2 separate regions of the Homo sapiens genome follow, and region 1 is linked to region 2. Evidence: chromatin loops called from intact Hi-C (ENCODE). Cell type or tissue: upper lobe of right lung. All regions are shown on one strand.

The links. Hi-C counts contacts between places; a loop is a spot of excess contacts. Peaks named below come from ENCODE experiments on the same cell type or tissue, not always from the same donor. Only the 100,000 strongest peaks of a DNase experiment are listed, where the experiment ranks them.
Region 1: it touches region 2 in a loop (4-fold over the local background); 41 of 110 quality-filtered maps call a loop at or near these places.

Annotation. Positions count from the first base shown.
Region 1 is chr13:25,567,051-25,575,050 of GRCh38, reverse strand. ATP8A2 (ATPase phospholipid transporting 8A2) reads right to left here. Exons shown (of 37, transcript NM_016529.6): 17 at 4,179-4,284; 18 at 3,359-3,441; 19 at 194-243. Among named protein-coding and RNA genes, the nearest start is that of ATP8A2, 200 kb to the right of the region's middle. RefSeq lists an enhancer at 461-510. In upper lobe of right lung, a CTCF peak has its summit at 414 (motif pointing left); DNase peaks (open chromatin) are centred at 434 and 4,198; H3K27me3 peaks cover 1,615 bases.
Region 2 is chr13:26,081,795-26,089,794 of GRCh38, reverse strand. No RefSeq gene overlaps it. Among named protein-coding and RNA genes, the nearest start is that of LINC00415, 26 kb to the right of the region's middle. In upper lobe of right lung, no CTCF peak of the experiment used is centred here; no DNase peak of the experiment used is centred here.

The DNA of each region.
Region 1 (8,000 bases), 510 kb after region 2:
GAAAAATAACCTACTTCACTTTCTTTAATGAAAGTCACAAATTCCAAGAAGAAAAGAGTTTATGGAGATACATTTATTATATTTAATACTTAAGTAATATATTGAATCATACCATACAATCATGTAAACACTCTGATGAAGCTGGTAAATAAATATAATTATTTTATTTCAAACGTATGAAAGAGAAACATACCTAGAAAATTCCAGGACATTAAGGATTCCGAATGTTTGTTCCTGTCCCATCTAAAGGAAGAAAAATAGGCTCTTAACCGAGGTGCAAAGTATTAAAATCTCAAAGCAATTGTCTCCCAAGCATAAACAGACATATATATGCTCTCTCTCTCTCTTCCCACCTTCTAGCCCTTTGCAACATGTACTGTTTTCTCACAAGTCTGGTGGGGTCAGAGCTCCCTCTTCTGGTGGAAGCTTCTCACGTTTCTTCAGTGCTAACAGTTGGGGAGTGCAGGCACTTCCAAGAGATGGAGATAGAGGACACCAGCTGCACAGGTCCGTCAGAAACCTTTGGCCCAGTTATGCTTCTGAATTCAGGATTTTACAAATTATATAGACATATTCTAGACCATCTATCATAATGTCCCCAGCAGGGTCTGGGGTAACATGCTGGTACACAACACATCCGCTTTCTACAGCAAAATGTATGCATATCAGGAAATGAGATTCATAAAGATCATAAACAGCTTCATGTCAGTTCTGATTAGGTTTTGCTGCCAAATAACTCTTCACCAAATTTAGGAAAAATCTTTTGGAATTCAAAGGCATTTGGGTTTCGAATTTGCAGATAAGAGATGGTGAATCTGTACCTGGTCTCAGAGCAATCAATCAAACGCTCTTTTTCTTTGGGTTCTTTCAAGTTAGAATGTCAATATTCACAATTTTTTCCATCTAAAAATTCCAGATGGTGCGCATGCTATTTTCAGATTTTTAATCTAATCTTTTCATTTCCCCAACACTTCACAGTGGAAAGAACATGGCCTTTGGCACCCAATACATGTGAGTTTGAATCCAGTTTCTGCCTCTAAGTGTGTGACTTTCTTATGCATGGCAAAAGCACTCATCTCTTAGGGCTCAGAGAAGTAATCAATGAAGTAACACATTCAAATTACCAAGTATATGACGGAATCATTATCTTCATTCACACCCACAACTCTCCACTCCTTCTCTTTGCATCCTACAAAACAACTAATGATCCACTTCATCCAGCCTTCATCAATCTTTATTCACTTCTCTGGATCCACGAGTTCCGAGTTCCCTTTCTCCACAGCCTGTCCTAACTTTCCATCATATCCCCATTCAGAAGACACCCAGTGCTACTACCACCACCCAGCACCAGGGCTGCCACTCCCAGGAGCCACCCCCTCTCTCACAGTTATATCAACCACGTCCACATGCAGCCCATGGATGTGGCTGTTCTGACTATTGGCGAGGACATTTCATGTAAATATGTAGGAATTTGAGAATTTGTTCCTGACTTGGTAGTACTGCAGTAAGTTTTTTCTTTTACTTATATGCAAAACCTATAATTTGAGAATTGGTGGTTTGATGAATGGTTGAGTAGGATTCTTTTTATTACTGTTATCTACGAGTCCTAACTAATCAGGCAGTCTTTTGTGACCCCCAGAAATATGACCTTAAAACTTTAATGAGGTAACAAAGAGGTGTCAATGCAGCATTATAACACCAGGAGGACAACACCAATAGGCTCTCTAGGTTCCACATTTATTTGGCATTGTGAGTGAAGTGGAAGCGCCTGTTCTCTTCTGTCTCTCTCACCTATGATCCAAGCTCCCCAACCCCCAACCTCCATTTTTGCAATGCAGAGACATGCGGTGGCACCCACACAACTGAAAATCCTATAGTTCAGATTAAAATTCTCCTCCAACTGAAGGGGGGAAAAAGACCTCATTTTTAAAAAAGCTTCTGTACGGGAAATTCTATATTCAATCAGTACTTCATTCCACTTTTAATGATGGTACATTTCCTTAAGCTAAATTCCCTTTGTTGACTAAAATAAGCATAGTAAAAGTAAACATGATCACATGATCTCATCTCTGTACTCCATAAGAAACTGAAGATGCCAATAAATGGGTACTTTGTATAAGATAAGATATTTTATAGGTTTTGCATATAACTAAAAGAAAAAACTTACTACAGTACTCCCAAGTCAGGAACCATACGAAGTTATTATACCATTTGGAAGTGAATTTCAAATGCATTAAAGGTCTATGGATTTAAGGATGCATCCATAAAGCCAAAAACTATAATCCCTGCGTCTTCCCCAAATGGAGGAGTAGGGAAAGGCAAGGGATGGCAGGGACTAGCCCCAGACCCTTATCATCAATGCAGACAACAATAAAACAGCCCTTCTAACTGGTCATCATGAAAAACACCACTGCCTCACCAGTCATAACCATCATTTTCCCCTGTTGCCCATTCCAAGGGTCTGTATTTGACCTCCTATTTGATATAATTATTTTCCTATCACTAAATTTCTCCCTTTGGCCTGTAGGTAAGGAAACTCAGAAAAAATCAGAAAACATGTAAACCCCTTGACTCCAGTTGCAGGGGGGATCCCTCATATAGATAAAAGAGATCAAAGCCCGGCACAGTGGCTCACGCCTGTCCCAGCACTTTGGGAGGCCAAGGCGGGTGGACCACTTGAGGTCAGGAATTTGAGATCAGCCTGGCCAACATGGCAAAACCTCGTCTCTACTAAAAATACAAAAATTAGTCAGGCGTGGTGGCACGTGCCTGTAGTCAGTCCCAGCTACTCCGGAGGCTGAGGCAGGAGAATTGCTTGAACCTGGGAAGCAGAGGTTGCAGTGAGCCGAGATTGCACCACTGCACTCTAGCCTGGACAACAGAGTGAGACCCTGTCTCAAAAAGAGAGAGAGAGAGAGAGAGAGAGATCTTAACGCTGACTCCTCTCCCAGCTGAAGAGACTGAAGCCCAGTGGACTGTGAGGCTTCATTGAGTAAGAACTCTTAGGCTCTGAGGCTACAAAGAGATGTGGAACCTGCCCTCAAAGACAAGTGGGCCGCTAAGTTATTTTCCCAATTATTATAGAACAAAGAGTAGATTCGTGAAGTTCTTTGCTACAAATAATTTCACATCAGTGTATGAAAGACATGTGGAAAAGCATCTTGAAGGGGAAAACAATACTGCAATGCAAAACAACTCGAACAAGCTAATATAATCACATTAACTCCAGTTTGTCACAGGTCTTAATTTTTCACTGAAAGAGAAATTTAGCTATCATATTTACAATAGACATGCCATTTCACACACACAATCTTCACAAAAGCAGGTGATCTGAAATGTGCACACGCATGTTACTCACCGCTTCTATGATGACTGAGAATGGTGTTCTGGCTGTGAAGACAAAGCCCAGCTTTTTAGCTCCTTTCACCAAAGCAGCTTCATCTGTCAAGTGGGAGTTGGTGAAACATTGACATATCACTGGTAGTGACAGAATTCTGTTTAGTGTCACTTTTCAAATTAACAAAATCCGCTCTACTGAAGGAGGCCTGGTGTTATCTGCATAATAGTAAAGACTCAGGATAGAGAAGCACTTGCTTTTCCTACCACCAGGGTTCTGAAATGAGCACTCCTGTTAGATGGGAGGCTTGGATATATGCTAATTCACCAGGACAAGAATGATTTCTATTCCTGCTATTCTCGCTTGGGATCAAGTTCTCTCCAATGAACCTAATAGTCCCATGACTCCCACCAAACATCTCCTCTGAGCAAGGCAGTATTTTAGTTGTGCTGTGGGATTCCCAAGCCTCAGGAAGTGGGTAGAGAGTACCCCCATGCACAGCTTCCCCAGCAGGCGGAAAATCTATGAGGTGGGGAGGATGAGGAAGAAGCCAGCTCTGTTCTTTCTTCAGAGCTCTGTCAAGCCCAATCACCTCTGCTGGGAGATGCAACATAACCGGGGTCCTCCCTTTGCTGTTAAAAAAGAGTCATGAGAGTCAGGAGAGCCCATCCCGGGCTCTCTACGGCTTTGCACCTGTAGCCACAGCCTGGCCACAGGGTGAGGCCAACAGCAGACAGCCGAGTCTGTGGGACGGACTACATGGCAACACCTCCAAGAATAACTGCAACACCCAGGTGTCCTGAGAAGGGGCCAGCAGGGCGCATCCGGCCAGAGCCCTCACCTGGGGAAGAGGCCTGGTAGATGATGTTATCTCCATCCTTCTCAGGAACAACCGTGTGGCACACGGCCAGAAGGGTGAGGAACTCCTGAATGCAAGGGGCTGTGGGCTGCAAACGTGAGGCGGGATTAGTGTCAGATACAACACCTTCAACAGGCACCAGGGCTCACACAAGCAGATCCCCAACTAACATCCAGTCATCCTATTGCTCCCTGTAGGACAGGGTAGAGGTCCTTAATATGGACCTCAGATCCCCCTCCTACCGCTCTGGTCTGGAGTCCCCAAGCCGGTTCTCCTGACGCGCACTAATCCCCAGGTTTCTCTTGGAATGCAGCTCCTGCGCTTTAGCTCAAGAGATGGGGAGAGAAAAGACGAAAGAGCCTTCCTGTACCTCCACACACCCTGCCTCCCCAGGAGCCTCGGCCTTGCCCACATGCTTCCATTTGCCCACGTGCTTCCGCCTCCCCACATGCTTGCACTTCACCACGTGCTTCCACTTGCCCCTCTGCTTCCGCCTCCCTGTGCTTCTGCTTCACCCACGTGCTGCTGCCTCACTCTCGCAAGATCCTCCGGAAGCGTGTGTTCTGCCTCCCTCACTGCTGTACCTCAGGCCCCATAAACAGAAGATGCTCCCATCTCCAGGCTCCCATTCCCCACCCCGACATCTGTTCTATACAGTGTCTATTCTTTAAGTTTATAATCTCTCAACACCTGTAAAGCAGTGCATCCCTTGCTCATTAATATTGAACAGCAACGAAAACCAGAATTGCCCTGGATATGTATTTAATAAAATTCTCTTATTCTCTCTGGGAAAAAAATATATAATTTTTTATTGGGATTAGAGCACATTCATAACTAGTGGGAAAATAATGCTGTCTTCCCATCTAAGAAAAGTGTGTCTTCCTATGTATTAAAAGCTTCTAAATATTCTAAATATAAGACCTGGCACGTCTATTAATTATTTTATTTGCTCAAAAATTATTTCAGTGACCACTATACATGAAGTACTGTGTAAGGCATTTTATCTATTGCCTTTTATATTATGAATGGAATCTTATTTCCATTACATTTTACAGTAGTTTCTTGTTGGGATGTAAGTAGAAACATTGATTTTTGTAAGTTAATATCCAATTGTCACTGAGCTCCTACTAGTTCTCTGAATTGCAGTTGACTATCCTAGGTTTTCAAAGTAGACAATTATATCACCCACAAATGAGAAGTTTTCCCTTTTCCTCCCAATATATAAACTTTCAATGTTCACCTGTCTGCAGGAGCTAGCACTTTCAGAATTACATTCAAGGCAGGGGTGATAAGCAAGCTTCCTTGTCCTGGGGTTATTTTAATGTCAGTGTTCTAGTGCATCCCTTTTAAATAGGCAACTGGCTATAAAATTGAGATAGATTTATATCTTCATGTGAAGGAAGCAGCTATGTGTTTCCTCTTTTGATGGAGTTTTCTGTTTTTTTAGTCATAAATGAATGACGGCTTCCACAAGAATATTTTTAGTTTCTTCTCTGTCTTGTGAATGTGACTTAAGCAGAATTTTATGGAAGCAAATCACAGCTATTTACATGGCTACTTCTTATCATGAAGAGAAAAGGCACCTTAAATTATAGTTCAGTAAAGTCATGAGCTTAGGGAATTTACACATTCCTCAAGGCCTGCATTGCAAAAATGGTAAGAAATTTTCCCCAAAAGTACTTTATGTGAGAATTTAGCTTCAATTCAAGATTGCCTTCCCCTGTACCTGAGAATTTTCCAATCCTGAACATAACCTTGTCCCGTAATGAAACAACATAAAAAGTGTCTTAGATTTTACAAATAAGTAAACCTAGTAGTGAGATATTTTCTAAGAGTTATAAAGAATTGCACACACAAATAAAGCCTTCTACCTCAAATGGTAAGCCAGACAAAATCCATGAAGATTTTTTTTAAATCCTAAAATAAAATTAACCTATCATTGGTTTTCTTCCTATTGCATTCTATAATAAATTAGGGAGAAGAGACAAAATTAATCTGAAGCCTATGGATGCTTATATTCATGTGTGTATATATGTATGTGTGTATCTTCTTAGATGTTAAAAATTTGTATTGTGGTAAACTATACACGTAATATCTATCATTTAACCATTTGTAAGTATAAAATTCAGTGGCATTTTAAATACATTCAACAATGCTACACAGCCATCACCACTATCTATACACAAAACTTCATCTTCCCCAGCAGAAACTCTATACCCATTAAACAATAACTCTCCATTCTCTCTTCTCTCTATCCCCCAGTAACCTCTATTTTGTTTTCTGTATCTATGAATTTGCCTATTGTATGTACCTCATAGAAACAGGATGATACTATATTTTTCCTTCAGTTAACAGCTTATAATATGTACAAAATGCCATATATCTAGAAATGAATATTTTCTACTTATTCGGTGAATTTAAAATAGCAGAAAATGATACATGTTTAAAATTGTTTTGCAAGCAAAATTGCAGCTACAAATTATCCAAATCATATACGTATATAAGTGATTTCTTCTTGAAGACTCAAGCTCAGAAATCTTAGGCATAATGATTCAAAAGAAAGTTATATCTTCTTCCTTGGTGAACCTTTGAAAATTTATCCCACACACTGGTTAGCAATGTAAGCAGGGGGTTGCATAAATTGTCCTCCGAAATTTCTCATAGGTTGATTCTCTAAGAGCCAAATTCCATCTTGGCTATCAGCCCACACAAAGCTTAACACAGTCCTAAAGCAACCAGAAAATTTGAAATGATGACATAGGAAAAAAAGAAAATTCTGTAGCAAATGGAAGTATTCCCTTGGGAGGAAAGTAAGGGTTTTCTTGGACCAAATGTTTTAATTTTAGTCAATAGTCCCAAGACAATTTAGATGAGAATGTGGGGCATGTGCAGCCGCAAATCCTCAAATACTTCTTCCCTCTCCACAGACACATTTTGGCAAAATGAACAAGTAATCTAATAGGCCCTGTGTTTAAACTGCTTAAAAACCTCCAATGGGTACATTTAATTCAATCCCACATCTCCCCAAAGAAAAATATTGGAGCCTATTCTATGGTCTTCATTATTGTAGTGCAGCTAGATGTTAAATGTCAAAGAGTTTAGTTAACATAGTAGCTAAGATGAAGAGTACCTCAGAAGGCCTCAAGGATCCAAGAAAGCTTAAAAATGGTACACATAGGCTAGGAGGCTTTTACTAAAAATTAGAAAATAAATTCCCAAACCAATCGATCAATTCCTCATTATGCTTGTACTGAAACTATGAGTATCCAGATTAAAATGCCCTTGAAGTCTCTGTGTTTGGATGGTCATCACAATGTCCCCACAGCAGGGCTTCCTTTTCACAGGGGTTGCACCTGTCCCTACTCTCAATGGCTTTCCCACTAAACTAAAAAGAAATTTGGCTCAGGAGGGCAGACGATGAGGAGGAAAGGAAAGAAGAAGAAAGATCACTAACTTATATAAACAGTGGGATTTCTTCCTAAAGTTCTTTCCACTCACCATGGCCACCAAGGAGGAGTCAGGAAAAAGCAGTGGGTAGGGGAAGGCAATGGGAGAGGTATTAGCTGTGCTCAGATCTCCATTCAAACATCAACAGAGGACAGGCTCAAGAAGAGTGTGGGATGAACAGTCAAAACCCCAAAACGTCACAGGGACCCAAAACACCAGTCCCGGGCCAGCTTTGGAAAGAACACCTGTGAGAGTCAGAAATGAACTGAACCAAGCTTTGAAATCTTTCAAACACTAGAATCCCAGTAGCATGTAGGGGGTCCCCAGAGAAGCTCTTCTCCAAGTAAGGATTTGCCC
Region 2 (8,000 bases):
AGTGTTTACCTGATACCAAAATCACACAAAGACATTGCAAGAAAATAAAACTATATACTAATATTCTTCATGATCATAAATACAAACATTCTTAATAAAATATTTACATATTGAATTCAAAAATATATAAAAGGGATAACACATAATAACCAATTGTAATTCAATCCAGGAAGGAAAATTGGTTTAGCATTTGAAAATTTATCAATGTAATTGACCATTTTAACAGAGTGAAGGAGAAAAACTGTATAATCATCTCTACAAATGCAGAAAAGGCATTTGACAAAATTCAACAACTATTAATGGCAAAAACTCTCAGCAAACAGGCAAAAGAAAGAAACTTCTCAAACTAATTAAGGGCATTGGCTGGGAGCAGTGGCTCACACCTGTAATCCCAGCACTTTGGGAGGCCGAGGCAGGCAGATCACAAGGTCAGGAGGTGGAGACCATCCTGGCTAACATGGTGAAACCCCGTCTCTACTAAAAATACAAAAAATCAGCCAGGTGTGGTGGCATGCACCTGTAGCCCCAGCTACTCGGGAGGCTGTGGCAGGAGAATCACTTGAACCTGGGAGGTGGAGCTTGCACCACTGCACTCTAGCCTGGGCGAAAGAGTGAGACTCTGTCTCAAAAAAATAAAAAACTAATTAAGGGCATCTATAAAAATCCCACAGCTAACGTTAAATAGGGAAAAACAGAATTTTTTTTCCTTAAGATCAGCAACAAAACAAAAATGTCTGCTCTCACAACTTCTAACCAACATTGTTTTGAACGTTCTAGCAAGTGCCATAAGAGGAAAAAAAATACAGATTGAAGAGGAAATAAAACTTTTTATTTTCAGATAATTTTAGTTTATTGATAAACTCCTAAAGTGTCTTACAAAAAGCTACTAGACCAAAAAAAGAATGCAATATTGATATATGCCACAACATGGATTAACTTTGAAAATGTCAGGGTAAGTGAAAGAAGCCAGACAGAAAAAGCCACATCTTTTATGATTCCACTTAAATGAAATATCTGGAATAGGCAAATCCACAGAGACATAAGGTAGATTTGTGGTTGCTGGAGACTGGAGGGGGAAGGGTTGGGGAATGATGAGGTGACACTGCTAACAGATTTAGTGTTTCTTTTAAAGATGATGAAAATGTCCTAAATTTAGAGAGTGGTGATAGTTACACAGTTCTAACCAATTAAAATGCTTTGAAATGTATACTTTAGAAGGGTAAATTTTGTGATATGTGAATTACATCTCATTAAAGCTGTTACATTTTTAAAAACCTACTAGAATTATTAAGTGAATTCAGAAAATCTGAAGCTATGAGATCCATATAAAAAATCAAATGCAAAAACGTTTGCATTTCTACGTCCTAGCAATTATTGGAAAATGAAATTTAAGATAACATTTGCAATAGTACAAAAAGATAGGAAGTAAGAGTAAGTCTAAAATATATATGTATCTGCAAGATATGTGAACTAAAAAATTATAAACATTGTTCAAAAGAATTAGGAAGACTTAATAAATGGAGAGATATACCATGGATTGGAAGACTCATTATTGTTAAGATGTCAGTTCTCCACAATCCTAATCAACACAGTCTTAATTAAAATAATAAATAACAATACCATTTATAATAGGATTTATACTTAGTGATAAATTTAACAAAATATTAACGAACACTGAACATTTCAAAACATTGCTGAGAGACATTAAGGATGATCTAAATAAATGAAGATACATGTCATATTCATGAATTGGGTAATTCTGACTAAAAATTGATAGGATACCAGTTCTTTCCAAATTTATCTTCAGATTCAAAGTAATTCTAAACAATACCTTAGCAGGCTTTTTTTTTTTTTTGGTAGAAGTTGATGGGTGGATCTAAAACTTATTGAGATATCAAAGACCAAGAATAGCCAAAATAATTCGGGGGGAAAAAGGTTAAATTTGGAGAACATATATTCTCTAATTCTAAGATTTATTATAAGGCCAGGTATAGTACTCAAGATAGTGTGTATGGTAAGACATGTATATTAATGGAATGGAATAGAAAGCATACATGTATATGGTCAATTGATATTTTACAAAACATCAGAGGTAACTTAATTCAAGACATGATCATCTTTTTTCAACAAACCATGCTGAAATAACTGAATAACCATGCTGGAATAATACATATATGTTTTTAAAATTTAACTTCAACCTCTACCTCACACCATATGAAAAATCAATTTGAAAGGGATGATAGGCCTGAAGGTAACAGCTGATGCTATAAAAATTTCTAGGAGAAATTTTTAAGGAGGAAGGAAGGACCCATGATTATAATAATATTTGTACTTACCAAGGAAAATAAATTTTAGCTCATCAGAGGTACTGGTTTTGAAAAGAGACTAAAGGAAAGGAAAGAAATGAAACTGATGAGTAAGACTAAAGAAATTTTACCTCCTTTTCACCCTATCCTAGGAAAGAGAGAGTTTGTTCCTTTGGTTGGTTTTAATGCTAAAATTTCAATGCCAGTTAGGTTCAGCAAAATGCTGATCGTTTAGGAAAATCTTCAGTAGTCTCACAGCAAAATTACAATAAATGTATTTATAGTCACCACAAATCAAGGTGTATGTTTGTATCCATATTCTGGACCCATATATGAGGATATTTGCAGGAGAAAGCAAATTGTAACAAAGATCTTAAAAGCCAACATTTAAAATAACTTTAACATTGTGAATATTTTATTTCACTTGTGAATCTAACTCATTTGAAGAATGAGCCAAAATTCAATTCTTTTTGAAATGCTAAGCTAGTTCCTGAACTTGATTCTGAACAAGATAAATCCATAAATCAGACTTTTTATACTCCTTACCACATTTCCTTTTTTCCTTTCTTATTTTCAGGAATTTATAGCCACCTGTTAGGGTGAGATCCAGTTCTCACTGTGATGGAATTGCACAAAGTCATTTGGCTCAAAGATAATCTAGAAGCTGATTTTGTGCAGATTTTTCCTACACATTATTTGACTGATTTAGTTTTCTTTTTTGACTGGGTTCTGTTTCCTATTTATTCAAAATAAAAACAAATTTCTGGGAGACCACAGATTAAGTTAAAATACAAGTTAAAAGTTGGGTAAAGGATTTATGATAGCTATGATGAATAATTAGAAAAAGCAATACCTCAGTAGATTTTTTAAAAGAAGGCAAAGAGAATAAACAATTTACAGATACAGGGGAATACAAGTGACCTTTAAAAATTAGAAAATTAACTTCACTTGTAATCAGTAGTAAAATTAGTGAAAAACACAGTGAGCCACCACATTTTGCCTTACTGGAAATGCTTGACAAATAAAGCCAGCATTTATGAGAGTATGGTAAACTAAACCCTCTCATTCTCTGTTGGGCAAAATGTCAAAGTGTGCCAAAAGTTTCATAATGTGCCTCCCTTTTACCCGAACACAGTTTGATTTTAGAAGTTTACTTTAAGCATATAATCAAAATTGCAGGTAAAGATCTAAGTACAAGAAGGTTCAGTTGAAAATACTGTAAAGAAGCAAAAATTGGAGAAAGATCTAAATGTCCTATAGTAGGTCACTGGTTAAATATTTTATGTTATATACATCTTTTTAAATATCCAAAAGCCATTTAAAATCTTGCTATAAAAGGATTTATCAGCGTGAGAAAATGTTCAGATTTTATAAAATGGGAGAAGAAAACGGGCTTCAAAATAGCATGTGTTGTATGATTCTGTTTCTTGTGTGTGGTACCTATGTACATCAGACAAGACCAGAATCCTATGTCCTGAAATGTTAACAATGATTATCTTGGGATGATGAAAATTCAAGCAATGTTTTCTACTGTTCATATTTCCTACATGTTAAATATGATTTGCCACATTGCTAAGATGCTTGAGAATGGGCATTTCAATATTAGGTGTTTGTTCTGACCTGCAATTCCCTTTTGAAGTTCAAGTTGAAACTTTTGCCAGCCACCAAAACATCTGTAGACTGTAATATTTTCTGCTATTGAAAACTATTCTGAGAGGCATAAATGATGCTTCCATTCTAGGACCTCAGTGTAAATTGTCACAAGTTGATCTAAAGAACAGCCAAGAAACAGTGCAGTGTACCCAGATGAGTTATTTTTAATGGAAAAAAAAATTGTTTTTGGGAGTGGAGTATTTGCTCTCCACCCACCGTACATTGCATGACATCGTGTCAAATGGTATTTTAAGTAGTGGTCATTCTAAGAAATGCTCAACTATCATGTTCACCATCTTGACTTATGTTATTTTCATATTAATAGCAGCTTTGTTTAATTGTCAGTCCAGGCCGGGCACGGTGGCTCACGCCTGTAATTCCAGCACTTTGGGAGGCCGAGGCGGGCGGTTCACGAGTTCAGGAGATCAAGACCATCCTGGCTAACACGGTGAAACCCTGTCCCTACTAAAAATACAAAAAATTAGCCGGGCATGGTGGTGGGCACCTGTAGTCCCAGCTACTCGGGAGGCTGAGGCAGGAGAATGGCGTGAACCCAGGAGGCGGAGATTGCAGTGAGCCGAGATCACGCCACTGCACTCCAGCCTGGGCGGCAGAGCGAGACTCTGTCTCAAAATAAATAAATAAATAAATTAATTAATTAATTAAATAAATAATTGTCAGTCCATTTTCTATTTCTGCAAATCACTTTTGAAAAATAGCTGATTATTTTAGTCAAAACATATTGAATAAAAGATCAGCATTAAGGAGTTTCCAGTTATTTGAGTGTTTATAATTTGTCCATCATGGACAGCACCATTTACTGGATTTTCAAATTGAAAATAAGACGAATCACACCCCAACCAGTTTATGTCTCTAGAATAGCATCAGAAACTTAGACCCAGAAAGGACCTTGAAAAGTCAACTCAATCCCTATTTTTGTTTGTTTGTTTGCCTTTAAGTAAAACTATACCCAAATCTTCTTAGAAAAATTAGTCTTTCCCCTTTTGTACATGTCATTTATATTCAAAGATTTGTGATGTTTCTCATTAAAGACAAACAACTGGAATATAATCCCCACATGAAACCAGACAGTGAAGCCACCCCAGATGCCAGTTTTCCTGGTCCTGCCCTTCTGAACCTGTCCTGGACACATGCAGCAGGGTCAGTGTGATGCCCAGCGTCTGCGATTCCTCCCAAGGGGAGAGCCCCTCATACAGCAACTTCTTCTGCTCACTGGAGGCCCGCACATCTGTGGCCTTGGCCATGAGTGTATTTTATGCTTGGACCTGAGAGTGTTGCAGGAACAAAGGGCTGTGCTGCATTTCCTTATCCTCGCTGCTCCCAGCTGTGATCCTGGGTGTTCCTATCTCCTCCAGCTGCTCAGATCATTTCCTCCTCTGATATTCGATAAAAAGTGTTAGAACCCACAGCCAAAATACCATGGGAAATCCAGCCTCTTTCTGCACTTATTTTCAGGATTCTTTGATATTCTGTTTCTCCTATTCATCTTGGCTCCAGTTTCCTACCTTAATCAAATCATTGATTTCTTTTTCATCTCATCTTTTACAGCTATTTTCTTTTCTCTATTCTCCCTCAACCTAAACTGGGAACACCTCCTTTTTTTCTTTTTCTGAGACAAGGTCTTGATCTGTTGCCCAGGCTGGAGTGCAATGGTGTGATCACAGCTCACTGTAGCCTCCCGGGCTCAAGTGATCGATCCTCCCACCTCAGCCTCCTGAGTAGCTGGCACTACAAATGCGTGCCACCACACCCGGCTAATTTTTGTATTTTTTTTGTAGAGATAGGGTCTTGTTATGTTGCCCAGGCTGGTCTGGAACCCCTGGTCTCAATCGATCCTCACACCTCAGCCTCCCAAAGTGTTGGAATCACAGGCCAGAGTCACTGTGCCTGGCCCTTTTTGTCTTAGATTTCCTTAAACACCACCAACACAAAACCATTATATTAATAGTAGTAGACTTCTACCGAATATTTGAAAGTAATGGGGAAGTAAGATGAAGGGGAATTATATTTGCACTAACAGTAGGATGACCACTTGTCCCAGTTTGCCTAGAACTGATGGTATTCTTGAGATGCGGGACTTTCAGTGCTAAAATCAGGAAGGTAGTGGACAAACTGGGATGAGTTGGCCATCTTCACTAAAGGCAGCAATTAGAGTTCAATTGCCCAAGAGACACAGGACTCAAAATGACAATGGCCACAAATTTAGTTTATTGCAGGAAAGGAATACACTATAGCAACTGCATTAAAGTAAGGTTGCACTTCATGGCCAGGGGCTGCCTCAGACTCCGGTAGTGCTCCCTCTGTATGGGCTGCGTAGACACACTTTCTCTCTCAGATCAGGAGCCACTGGCTGGTGCATGGAACACCTTAGAACCCAGGAGTCCAAAATGTAATCTCAGCTGTTTCCCACACCCCACTGGTCACATAGGCATCTTCTTGTTACTTCTTAACCAAGCCCAGTGGCAGAGCACTCTGGGGAGAGTCTCACTGAGACAAGGTTTGAACCATTCTTCTTGCTATTATCAATAAACAATCCTGACAGACTCATACAAAATTGTCAGACCCACTGTTAAAAAGAAACACCAGGAGTTAGTATCTTTCATGCCTTGACCAGGGGTGAGTGCCCTGCAAGTACTTTAGTAAAACTACTCAAGTCAATTCCAGGTCAGCTGGACTTGACTTCACAGCCAATATTACACCCAGCAAACACAAGACATTTAAAATAGAGGCCAGGCACAGTGGCTCATGCCTGTAATCCTAGCACTTTTGGGAGGCTGAGTCAGAAGGATTGCTTGGGCTCAGGAGTTCGAGAAGAGCCTGGGCAACGTAGTGAAACCCCATCTCTACAAAAAATTCAAAAATTAGCCAGGCACGGTGGTGTTCACCTGTAGTCCCAGCTACTGGGGAGGCTGAGGTAGGAGGATCTCTTGAGCCTGGGAGATCAAGTCCACAGTGAGCTGTGATTGCACCATTGCACTCCAGCCTGGACAATAAAGTGAGATCCTATCTCAAAATAAATAAGTAAATAAATAAAAATAAAATAGAATGGTACTTTTTCTGTTATAAGTCCTTTGGCTTTTCCTGCCAACAGAAGCTTCCATTTAGCTCTCCGCCTGTGTTCCAGCCTTCTAACAGCAAACTCAGCCCACTTTCTCTCTCATGTCTTGTTTCTAACCCAGCTTTCTTATTTTCCTTAGGCCTCTTTCATGCTACTTCTCAGAATGCTGCACAAACTAAAAATTCTTCACATTTTATTTTGCAATTTCCCTTTTACTTCAAGTTTTTGAAAAACACCCCAATTTTTTCATCCTAGACATAGTTCTCAAGTTGGCTTCAGTTTTTTTCATCCTAGCCCTCATGACTCTCTTCTTCCTTTTTTTTTTTTTTTGACAGAGTTTCATTCCCGTAGCCCAGGCTGGAGTGCACTGGTGTGATTTCGGCTCGCTGCAACCTCCACCTTCTGAGTTCAAGTGATTCTCCTGCCTCAGCCTCTCAAGGAGCTGGAATTACAGGCACGTGCCATCACACTCAGCTAATTTTTTGTATTTTTAGTAGAGATGGGGTTTCACCATGTTGGCAAGGTTGGTCTTGAACTCCTGACCTCAAGTGATCCACCCACTTCGGCCTCCCGAAGTGCTGGACATGCCTCTCTTAATGACAGCTAACCTGAAGTTATCTGTTTAAGTGGGAAAACCACACTGTTAATCTGATCTTGGCCACAAGGCTCAATCATGCCATACAACCAAGACATCTCACTAAGCCATTCCATCAAACCCTTTTAAATACCATTTCTCACCACTCGAAGTTAGTATTTTCAGTCCTTTAGGACTTAGAATCTTTGGATTCCCTCTTCTCTTGCCTTTTTGCTTGCAAATCAGCCAATTCTCTCTGAGCTCTTCTTTTTCTTGCAATCACTTGCTAAATAGAGTCACTAACAATGGGATTCTAGATCCACCGGTCATTGAGCAAGTGATGTTTGCAAAGTTATTGCGGGTGACACTTTTGTCAGACATGCATAAC